Regions from separate parts of the Homo sapiens genome. Here region 2 is linked to region 1. Evidence: read pairs that join two places in POLR2A ChIA-PET (ENCODE). Cell type or tissue: GM12878. All regions are shown on one strand. Each heading gives the region's core, and the rest is flanking DNA. Links, peaks and the distances in the headings are about the cores only.

Region 1 (5,363 bases), core at 149-5,148:
CAGGCCTGAGCCACCGTGCCCGGCTTGGCCCAGTGTTGAAACCTCCTCCCATAGAACCTCCATGGGTCCCAGTTTTCCTCAGAGTAAAGTGGAATCCTAGTCACAGCCCTTGGGGCCTTGAGTTGTCTGGTCTTCCCCCTCCTGCTATCACTTCTCCCACCTCACTTTCTGCTTCTCTCCATCCCACGTGGCATTCTCCCTTTCTGCTGTCTAGCCAGGCTCTCTCCACCTCAGGGCCTTTGCGTAGGCATTGCCGACTGTCTGAGATGTTCCTGACAGGCAGCACGTGGAGGTGACATGCCTCTTGTCCATCTACCTTACTCAAAGGTGGAGATTTGGTCTGTCTTGCTCACTGCCGGATCTCCAGCCTTGCAAACAGGGCCAGGTACATAGTAGGTGCTCAGTAAAAGTCCTGGCAGAGGCCAGGCACAATGGCTCATTCCTGTAATCCCAGCACTTGGGATTACAGGAGGCCAAGGCAGGAGGATCGCATGAGCCCAGACATTTGCGACGAGCCCAGGCAACATAGGGAGACCCCCTTCTCTACCCAAAATATACAAAAATTAGCTGGGTGTGGGGGCGCGGGCCTGTCGTCCCAGTTGCTCAGGAGGCTGAGGATGGCTTGAGCCCCGAAGGTCAAGGCTGCAGTGAGCCTTGATCACACCACTGCACTCCAGCCTTGGCAGCAGAGCAAGACCCTGTGTCAAAAACAAAACACGAGAACAGAAAAAAAAGTTCTGGCAGAACATAGGGGTGAATCTGGCTTGCACAGACTTGACCTTCATTCTCACCCCCTTTTCTGTTCATCCTCACAGCCTCACCCCTAGGTGGGGCTTTCAGGACCTTTTAGCAGTTAACGAAGGAAACTGAGGCACAGATACTGGCTCACCTGCTGTGTTTCTGAAAAGCCTGAGGTGGGGCTCCCTCCAGCTGGGATTTATTAAGGACATACTGTGTGCGGAGTTCTGCAGAGAAATATGAAGAGGGAGAAGATGCAGTTCCTGTTTTTGAAGGCTTTGTTCTCAACCTGGGGGTAGTATCCTCCTGGGGGCAGCAGGAGTGGCTGCTTGTGTAGCTTCATACAAGTTTGGACCTGCTGGTTGAAGGTGATAGAAACCCACTCAAACAGGTTCAAGCAGAAAGGAGGGATCGATAGCTCATGGAACTGCCAAGTTTGGATTAGCTGGCTTCAGGCATAGCTGGATCCAGGCACTCACAATATTGTGGGGATGCTGTTTCTCTGCTCTGACCTTCCCTCCTGGGCCGGCTCCTCTCTCAGGGTGACCATGATGCTCCCCCCTCCCCCCTGGAAAGTTACAGATTTCCATCTTCTACCCCCTCCTTTTTTTTTTTTTTTTGAGACAGAGTCTTGCTCTGTCACCCAGGCTGGAGTGCAGTGGCACGATCTTGGCTCACTGCAACCTCTGCCTCCTGGGTTCAAGCGAGCACATCCAGCCTTTTTTTGTATTTTTAGTATAGACGGGGTTTCACCATGTTGGCCAGGCTGGTCTTGAACTCCTGACCTCAAGTGATCCACCTGCCTTGACCTCCCAAAGTGCTGGGATTATAGGCGTGAGCCACTTCGCCCAGCTCCATCTTCTCCCCTTAGCAACCCATCTCCCATCAGCACCAGCATAGTGCAGGCTGGATCTCATTGACTCATTTGGGTCATGTGCCTGGTCCTGAATCATTCACTATGGCCAAAGCTTTGGAAACATCAGGGCCAGGTGTGGTGCCTCACGCCTGTAATCTCAGCACTTCAGGAGGCCAAGGTAGGAGGATCATTTGAGCCCAGGAATTCAAGACCAGTCTTGGCAGCATAGTGAGACCCCATTGCTACAAAAATTTAAAAAATAATTAAGGGCTGGGCGTGGTGGCTCACGCCTATAATCCCAGCACTTTGGGAGACCGAGGCAGGTGGATTGGTTGAGCCCAGGAGTTCGAAACCATCCTGGGGAACATGGCCCTGTCTCTAAAATAAAATAAATAAATAAGTAGGCCTGGAGCGGTGGCTCATGCCTGTAATACCAGCACTTTGGGAGGCTGAGGCAGGTGGATCACTTGAGGTCAGGAGTTTGAGACCAGCCTGGCCAACATGGTAAAACCCTGTCTCTACTAAAAATACAAAAATTAGCCGGTGGTGGTAGGTGCCTGTAATCCCAGTTACTCGGGAGGCTGAGGCAGGAGAATGGCGTGAACCCGGGAGGCAGAGCTTGCATTGAGCCAAGATCGTGCCACTGCACTCCAGCCTGGGCGAGAGTGAGACTCCATCTCAAAATAATAATAATAACAATAGTAATAATAATTTTATAAATAAATACATAAATAAATAATTCGTTGGACATGGTAGTACACGCCTGTAGTCCCAGCTCCTCGGGAGGCTGAGGCTGGAGGATTGTGTGAGCCTAGGAGTTTGAGGCTGCAGTGAGCTATGATCATGCCATTGCACTCCAGCCTGGGTGACCGATCAAGACCCTGTCTCTAAAGGAAAGAGAAAAAAAAAACAACAACCTCTGGAAGCATCCATTCGGCCTCTCGCCAGTGGAGGTGGTGAGGGAGGAGGCAGCGAGGTGGGTGCCTAGATCTGCAGCTGAGACAGGAAGGAGGAGCATGTTGCGGGGACCAATGCCAAGCTAAGTGTGCACTGATGGAGTTTGAGGGCTAGGAGAGCAGTTTGGGAGTGGCTGGAACCCAGGGATGTTGCCAGAGCTCCATTTGGCACTTGTATGAGTAGCCAGGAGCCTGGCTGTTTTTTTTGTTTGTTTGTTTGTTTTTGAGACGGAGTCTCGCTCTGTCGCCCAGGCTGGACTGCAGTGGCGTGATCTCGGCTCACTGCAAGTGCTGCCTCCTGGGTTCACGCCATTCTCCTGCCTCAGCCTCCCGAGTAGCTGGGACTACAGGCGCCCGCCACCATGCCCGGCTAATTTTTTTGTATTTTTTAGTAGAGACGGAGTTTCACCATGTTAGCCAGGATGGTCTTGACGTCCTGACCTCTTGATCCGCCTGCCTTGACCTCCCAAAGTGCTGGGATTACAGGTGTGAGCCACCGCGCCCAGCCTTTTTTTTTTTTTTTGAGATGGAGTCTCACTCTGTCGCCCAGGCTGGAGTGCAGTGGCACGATCTCGGCTCACTGCAAGCTCCGCCTCCCGGGTTCACGCCATTCTCCTGCCTCAGCCTCCCGAGTAGCTGGGACTATCAGGCGCCCGCCACCTCGCCCAGCTAATTTTTTTTGTATTTTTAGTAGATACAGGGTTTCACCGTCTTAGCCAGGATGGTCTTGATCTCCTGACCTTGTGATCCGCCCGCCTCGGCCTCCCAAAGTGCTGGGATTACAGGCATGAGCCACTGCGCCCGACCCTTTTTTTTTTTTCTTTTTTTAAGACAGGGTTGCACTCTGTCACCCAGACTGGGGTGCAGTGGTGTGATCTCGGCTCACTGCAACTTCTGCCCCCTGGTTCAAGCAATCCTCCCACCTCAGCCTCCTGAGTAGCTAGGACTACAGGTGCATGCCACCACGCCTGGCTAATTTTTGTATTTTTTGGTAGAGACGGGGTTTCTCCATGTTGGCCAGGCTGTTTTTATTTTATTTTATTTTTTGAGATGGAGTCTTGCTCTGTTGCTCAAGCTGGAGTGCAGTGACACCATCTTGGCTCACTGCAACCTCCTGGGCTGGATTTCTTGAAGGACAGGCCCAGGTATGGGTCCAGAGTGATGCCACCCCCTTCCCCTTACAGGTGCTGGCCCAGCAGGGGGAGTACAGTGAGGCCATCCCCATCCTGAGGGCAGCCCTGAAGCTGGAACCTTCCAACAAGGTGAGCAGGACAGGGGTGCCCTGGGACTTGCTCGGCTGGGAAGTCCCTCCTGCGGTCTGCCCCAGGTCTTTCTTGCTGTGGCTCTCTGTTGTGTTCCCACCTGGGCAGTGGCACGGAGTAGGTACCTGAAGGGTCCTGGTCAGCTTGTGAAGACCCTCATGACGGCCACACAGGCAGTCTGGGCTCTCACTCCTCCAGCAGCTGAGGGCACTGCCAGCCTGCTCCATGCCAGTGTCCTTGGCCTTCCTTCCAGAACCTTTTGTCTCCTGGCTACCTTGTGCTCTGCGCCATCAATTGGCTCCCTAGGAGGGATGGGGTCAGCAGCCCTGACTTTGCTAAGCCCAGAAAGGGGCAGATGGGACCCCTGTGTCCCAACAGTCCCACCACCCAAACAGCCTAGGGTCCCAGTAAGGCAGAGCGCCAGTGATGACAGGTTGGCCGCTGCGTGTTCTCAGCTTCCCCTGCCTTCTGCAGACGATCCACGCAGAGCTCTCAAAGCTGGTGAAGAAGCATGCGGCGCAGCGGAGCACGGAGACCGCCTTGTACCGGAAAATGCTGGGCAACCCCAGCCGGCTGCCTGCTAAGTGCCCTGGCAAGGGTGCCTGGGTGAGCTGGGGCACAGAATGGGCAGGGGCTGTGTGCAGGGCACGCCTAGCAGAGGGATTTTATTTTGCATACATGGATGTCCTCGGAGACTGGGCCGTCCTGGGCGATGCAGGGGACGTGGAGAGAGCCCAGCCCTGTGTGATCATGAGTGGAGTCGAAGGTGGAACTCAAGCTGGAGGGCTGGGGGTGGACTGTGGAGCCTCTTCCAGGGCACGAGGGGCGGTGTCCTGGAGGAGGGGCCATTTGATTTGGGTTTTGCTGCATGAGTAGGAGTTTGCCAGGAAGTGGGAAATACATAGTCAGGCAATGATTTGTTGGGAGGTCTGTTTGGGCTGTGCTGGCAGCTGAGGCCCCAGAGGCCAGTCTTGACCTCCCTCCACCCTTCTCTCCCCTCCTTTTTATCCACAGTCCATCCCATGGAAGTGGCTGTTTGGGGCGACTGCTGTTGCCTTGGGGGGTGTGGCACTCTCTGTGGTCATCGCTGCCAGGAACTGACCACCTAGGTGGCTGCCACCCCCTCTGCACACCATGGACCCTGCCCTGCGCTCCCCAACTCCCCCAGGCTCCCTGTCCACTGCCCTCCCTGGTCTGGCCCCCTCCTCCGGGTTAGGGGAGCAAGGATTGGGGGTCGTGCAGCCCAGCCAGCAGGAGGGACTGAGGCCCTCTAGGAGGAAAGCCCAGAGGGAGGGGGCCCTCATTCCTTCAGACCCAGTTTTCCCCCACCCTCCTTACCCCGCTGGGCTAGGTCTCCGCCAGGGCTGGCCTCAGTTTCTCCTCAACAGGCCTGGGGGCAGCCCTTCCCCTGCCTAGTCCCCGCCTGAGTGCCAGCCCCCCACCCCGCCTGCCGCCCCCTGTCCAGGTTCCCTCCCCGCCACAGTGAAATAAAGCATCCCACCCTGCAGTTTCCACGGACTCCTGAGCTTTCTTCTCCCGCTGTCTGGGGCT
Region 2 (5,363 bases), core at 205-5,204, 220 kb after region 1:
ATAAACAAGGTAATTAAAGACTGGCTGCATCCTATGATGGAAACAAACACCCATGAGGCAGAGGGTGGCCATTAAAAGGGCCTGGCCAAAGGAGGTGACGTTTCAGCAGCCTGGGGAAGGTCACCCCAGGCAGAGGCAATAGCAGAAGCAAAGGTCAGGTGGCAGGAATGGGTGTGGCGGCCAGTGTGGCAGAGCCTGTCTGCCTTGACTCTATAGCGGGCCTGAGGAGTGTTGTGAGAGTGGGTCTGCACCAACCCTATTTGGGTTTTTTGTTGTTGTTGTTGTTGTTTTTGAGATGAAGTGTCACTGTCACCCAGGCTGGAGTGCAGTGGCACAATCTCAGCTCACTGCAGCCTCTGCCTCCTGGGTTCAAGCGATTCTTCTGCCTCAGCCTCCCAAGTAGCTGGGACTACAGGTGTGCGCCACCATGCTTGGCTAATTTTTGTATTTTTAGTAGAGATGGGGTTTCACCATATTGGCCAGGCTGGTCTCGAACTCCTGACCTCGTGATCCGCCCACCTTGGCCTCCCAAAGTGCTGGGATTACAGGCATGAGCCACGGCGCCTAGCCAGTCTTTCTTTTGTTTTGTTTTTTTGTTTTTTGTTTTTTTTTGAAACAGTCTCGCTCTGTTGCCCAGGCTGGAGTGCAGTGGCGCAATCTTGGCTCACTGCAACCTCTGCCTCCTGGTTTCAAGCGATTCTCCTGCCTCAGCCTCCTGAGTAGCTGGGATTACAGTTGCCTACCACCACGCCCAGCTAATTTTTGTATTTTAGTAGAGGTGGGGTTTTGCCATGTTGGCCAGGCTGGTCTGGAACTCCTGACCTCAGGTGATCTGCCCGCCTCAGCCTCCCAAAGTGCCGAGATTACAGGCGAGAGCCTCCGTGGCCATCCCACCAGCTCTCTTTGTTTCTCAGATGTTCTTTCTGCTGCTTTTTGGATGGGACTGCAAGTGACAGGCAAGGAGGCCGTGGGTCCTCCCAGGCTGTGCTATTGGTCGCTGAGACCAGGTGGTGGCCCAAGAGGGTCTGTCACTGGCATGGAAGGTGTGTCTACAAGCTACCTGCCTCTGGGCAGCTTTGCCAGGGCCTTGCTGGATGTCCCTGGGCAGGTCACTTCTGCTGTGGGCGCTGGCGCCTCCTCTGCAGAATGAGAGGTGGGCCTTTAAGGGCTAGCCTGACCTCTGCGCCTTCCCTGGTGATCCAGGAGGAGGTCCAAGGTCCCGTTCCTGTTACGGACTAGAGAAAGAAAACAGGCTTGCTGAGGAAAACCCACGGCTTCTTCACAGTAAAGGGCGACCTGGGCATGAGACCCGTGTGCCAGTCTGTGGCTCCTGTGTTTTCTCTGTGGCTGGTGGCACCCAGTCAGATGCACACCCAGCCGCCCGCAGCCCTCCTCCCCTGCCTCTCCTAGCAGCTGCCCCGGGGCCACATGGCCCTTTCTTCCCCCTTATCTGGCTCTTCCAGGAAGCCGGTGCAGGAAGTGGGCTTGGGCCTGGCTTCCTGCTGGCACCAACCTCCCCTGGGCAGCTCTTCTCAGGAAGGGGCTGTGGGATGTAGGATTCCCTCCCCAACCCCTTCCTTTCATTGGGGAGCCACCCGGCCAGGGTTGAGGGCCATTTCCGGCCTCCACAGGGAGAGGCCTTCAAGTTCACACCACCTGGAAAAGCAGCCACACTGTGGATTAGGGTGGTGGCCAGGGCAGGACTCCCAGCAAAGGCATCTGGGGTCAGGGCCACCTGGAATTCCAGTCACCAGGACAGGGCTAGGTGAAGCCTGTGTCCCATGAGGCACTGTCTTGTCAGGGCCCCTTGGTGCTGGGGCCTTCCTCATGGCAGTACTAGAACGGGCATGTTATAGGACCCCGCACCCAGGCACAGCTCTGCGTTACCCGAGGCAGCTCCCAGCGTACGGGTTGAGTTTTCTGTTTCCAAAATGAAAGTGTTGATTTCCCCCCCAGTAATAGAAATACTACATATTTGACATAATAAAGAAATTCAGTAATGATGGAAAAAAACATCTTGAAACCAGGCGTGGTGGTGCATACCTATAATTCCAGCTACTTGGGAGCTTGAGATGGGAGGATTCCCTGAGGCCAAGAGTTCAAAACCAGCTTGGGCAATATAGTAAAAGCCTGTCACCATCAAAAAAAAAAATCTTGAAAGTTCACCTTACCTGGTGACTTCCTGTCTTTGAAAACCCAGTTCAGGGCCGGGTGCGGTGGCTCACGCCTGTAATCCCAGCACTTTGAGAGGCCAAGGCAGGCGGATCACGGGGTCAGGAGATCGAGACCATCCTGGCTAACACGGTGAAACCCTGTCTCTACTAAAAATACAAAAATAAAAATAAAAAAAAATTAGCCGGGCATGGTGGTGGGCGCCTGTAGTCCCAGCTACTCGGGAGGCTGAGGCAGGAGAATGGCATGAACCCGGGAGGCGGAGCTTGTAGTAAGCCGAGATTGCACCACTACACTCCAGCCTGGGCGACAGAGCGAGACTCCGTCTCAAAAAAAAAAAAAAAGAAAACCCAGTTCAGGCGGGGGGTGATGGCTCAATGCTGTTACCCCAGCCCTTTGGGAGGACCAGGCAAGCAGATCATTTGAGGTCAGGAGTTCAAGACCAGCCTGGCCAACATGGAGAAACCCCATCTCTACTAAAAGTACAAAAATTAGCTGGGCATGGTGGTGCACCCCTAATAATCCCAGCTATTTGGGAGGCTGAGGCGGGAGGATCACTTGAACCCGGGAGGTGGAAGTTGCAGTGAGCCAAGATCACACCACTGCACTCCAGCCTGGGTGACAGGCTTGCTTCCCAGGCTCAAGCAATCCTCCTGCCTCAGCACCCAAGTAGCTGGGACTACAGATGCGCACCACCGTGCCCAGCAAAGTTTTGTATTTTTAGAGCAAGGCTTCATCTAAAAAAATAAAAATAAAACCAGCTCAGATGTGGCCTTCTCTGATGGGATTGACCCCTGCATTGGGGCCTGGCAGTGTCAGTCTTGGGCCAGTTGGGGCTGCCCTGCAAGGCATGGTCTTGTGCTTGCTTCAGACAGACAGGACCAGGCCAGCTCTGTCTCCTCCTAGCGCCATAGTACTGGGCAAGTTCCTCGGGTTTCCAAGCTGTAGTGTCCTCAACTCCATACTCAGAGTAACCTCATCAACATGGATGCATCTCAGAGATACCAGTTTGAGCTTAAAATACAAGCATTAGGGCAGGCACGGTGGCTCATGCCTGTAATCCCAGCACTTTGGGAAGCCGAGGCGGGTGGATCACCTGAGGTCTGGAGTTTGCGACTAGCCTGGCCAACATGGTGAAACCCCGCCTTTATTAAAAATACAAAAATTTGCTGGGTGTGGTGACGCATGCCTGTTGTCCCCAGCTGCTTGGGAGGCTGAGGCAAGCTGCTTGTGAGGCTTGAACACGGGAGGTGGAGGTTGCAGTGAGCCATGATCATGCCACTGCACTCCAGCCTGGGTGACAGAGCGAGACTCCGTCTCAAAAAAAAAAAAAAAAAAAAAATTGACCAGAGTGTTCAGCACCAAGAGCAGGTGGTGGCCACCTACGGGAGTAGGGAGGGTGTGTGAGGCTTTTCTTCCTAATCTGAGAGGCAGGTGTGTGTTCCAGGGCTGGGCAGAGTGAGGAAATGGCATTTCCAGTGGGGGGTGATTGACACGCACTCCTGTGCCCCCTCAACCGCACCGCACCATCTATGAGTCATGGGTGGGACTCAAGACCAGAGCTCCCAGGCGCTGGTCAAACAGACAAATCATGTGGCTTTATTTGCCTTTCAGCTTCCCTTGTCACTGCTGAAGACGGCTCAGAATCACCCCATGGTGAGTACTCAGTGGTCTGGGAAAGCCTGTTTGAGAGGGGGCCAGCCTCAGCACAGGGGCGGTGGCTGAGCAGACGGCTTCCTGGCCTGCCTGTCCACCAGCATGGCAGTTTGCTCTCTTCTCCCTCCCCAGGAGTGTCCACACTCCTGTCATTTCTGCTGCTTGTAAGAGTAATACATACATACTTACTAAAAATTTAATGGGCCAGTTGCAGTGGCTCGCGCCTGTAATCCCAGCACTTTGGGAGGCCAAGACAGGAGGATCGCTTGAGCTCAGGAGTTCGAGATCAGCCTGGGCAAGAAGAAAAACTTAAAATTAGCCAGATGAGGTGGTGTGTGCCTATAGTCACAGCTACTCAGGAGACTGAGGCAAGAGGATCGACTGATCCCAGGAGTTTGAGGCTGCAGTGAGCTATGATCATACCACTGCGCTCCAGTCTGAGCGACAGAGTGAAACCTTGTCTCTAGAAAAAGAAAATTAATGAGGTGGAAGGATCACTTGAGCCCAGGAGTTCAAATCCAACCTGGGCAATATAGCAAGACCCTGTCACTTAAAAAAATAAAAAGAACTTCAGGTTGGGCATGGTGGCTCAGGCCTATAATTCCAGCACTTTGGGAGGCTGAGGCTAGAGGATGGCTTCAGCCCAGGAGTTCAGAGACCAGTCTAGGCAACATGGAGAAACCACGTCTCTCCATAAAATATAAAAATTAGCTGGGTGTAGTGGCGTGCACCTGTAGTTCCAGTTAGTTGGGAGCCTAAGGCAGGAGGATCACCTGAGCCTGAGGCGTTTGAGGTTGCAGGTCGCTGGGTGACAGTGAAACCCTGTCTCCAAAAAATGATAATATTGGCCGGGCGTGGTGGCTCTATGCCTGTAATCCCAGCACTTTGGGAGGCCGAGGCGGGCAGATCAGGAGATCGAGACCATCCTGGCTAACACGGTGAAACCCCGTCTCTACTAAAAATACAAAAAAATTAGCCGGGCGTGATGGCGGGCACCTGCAGTCCCAGCTACTTGGAAGGCAGAGGCAGGAGAATGGCGTGAACCCGGGAGGCGGAGCTTGCAGTGAGCTGAGATCGCGCCACTGCACTCCAGCCTGGGTGACAGAGCGAGACTCCATCTCAAAAAAAAAAGGATAATATTACATACTAACACTTCAGTTAAAGTGCACAATTTAGTGGCATTTGGTGCAGTCACAGGTTGTGTAACCACCACCTTTATCTAGGCCGGAACATTTCCGTCTCCACAAAAGGAAAGCCCATTTCCATCAGCAGTCACTTCCCAGCCCCAGTCCCTGATGAGCATGAGGCAGCTGCCGTCTCTGTGGGGTTGCCTATTCCGGATATTTCCCATGCATGCGAACGGAGACCATGAGGCCTTTCGAGCCTGGTGGTTGTCACTCAGCAACGTGTTTTTGAGGTTCATCCACCCTGTGGCCTGTGTCAGTGCCTCATTCCTTATAGCCAGACGATACTCCGTGGAGCGGATACTTACCACTTTTTTTTTTTTGAGAGGGAGTCTAGCTCTGTCGCCCAGC

What was found. Peaks named below come from ENCODE experiments on the same cell type or tissue, not always from the same donor. Only the 100,000 strongest peaks of a DNase experiment are listed, where the experiment ranks them.
Region 2: POLR2A ChIA-PET joins it to region 1 with 8 read pairs; 3 of 35 experiments call an interaction of 5 or more read pairs at or near these places.

Annotation. Positions count from the first base shown.
Region 1 is chr19:18,531,719-18,537,081 of GRCh38, reverse strand. FKBP8 (FKBP prolyl isomerase 8) reads left to right here. Exons shown (of 9, transcript NM_012181.5): 7 at 3,735-3,812; 8 at 4,287-4,418; 9 at 4,827-5,319. The coding sequence ends at 4,913. Among named protein-coding and RNA genes, the nearest start is that of FKBP8, 9.2 kb to the left of the region's middle. In GM12878, for the core only: no CTCF peak of the experiment used is centred there; no DNase peak of the experiment used is centred there.
Region 2 is chr19:18,314,489-18,319,851 of GRCh38, reverse strand. It overlaps LSM4 (LSM4 homolog, U6 small nuclear RNA and mRNA degradation associated), which reads left to right. Exons shown (of 5, transcript NM_012321.5): 2 at 3,787-3,828. It overlaps LOC105372300 (a long non-coding RNA gene), which reads right to left and starts at 4,183. Exons shown (of 2, transcript XR_007067157.1): 1 at 4,018-4,183. RefSeq lists enhancers at 492-1,238, 1,319-1,613, 4,810-5,310. In GM12878, for the core only: no CTCF peak of the experiment used is centred there; no DNase peak of the experiment used is centred there; H3K27ac peaks cover 1,321 bases.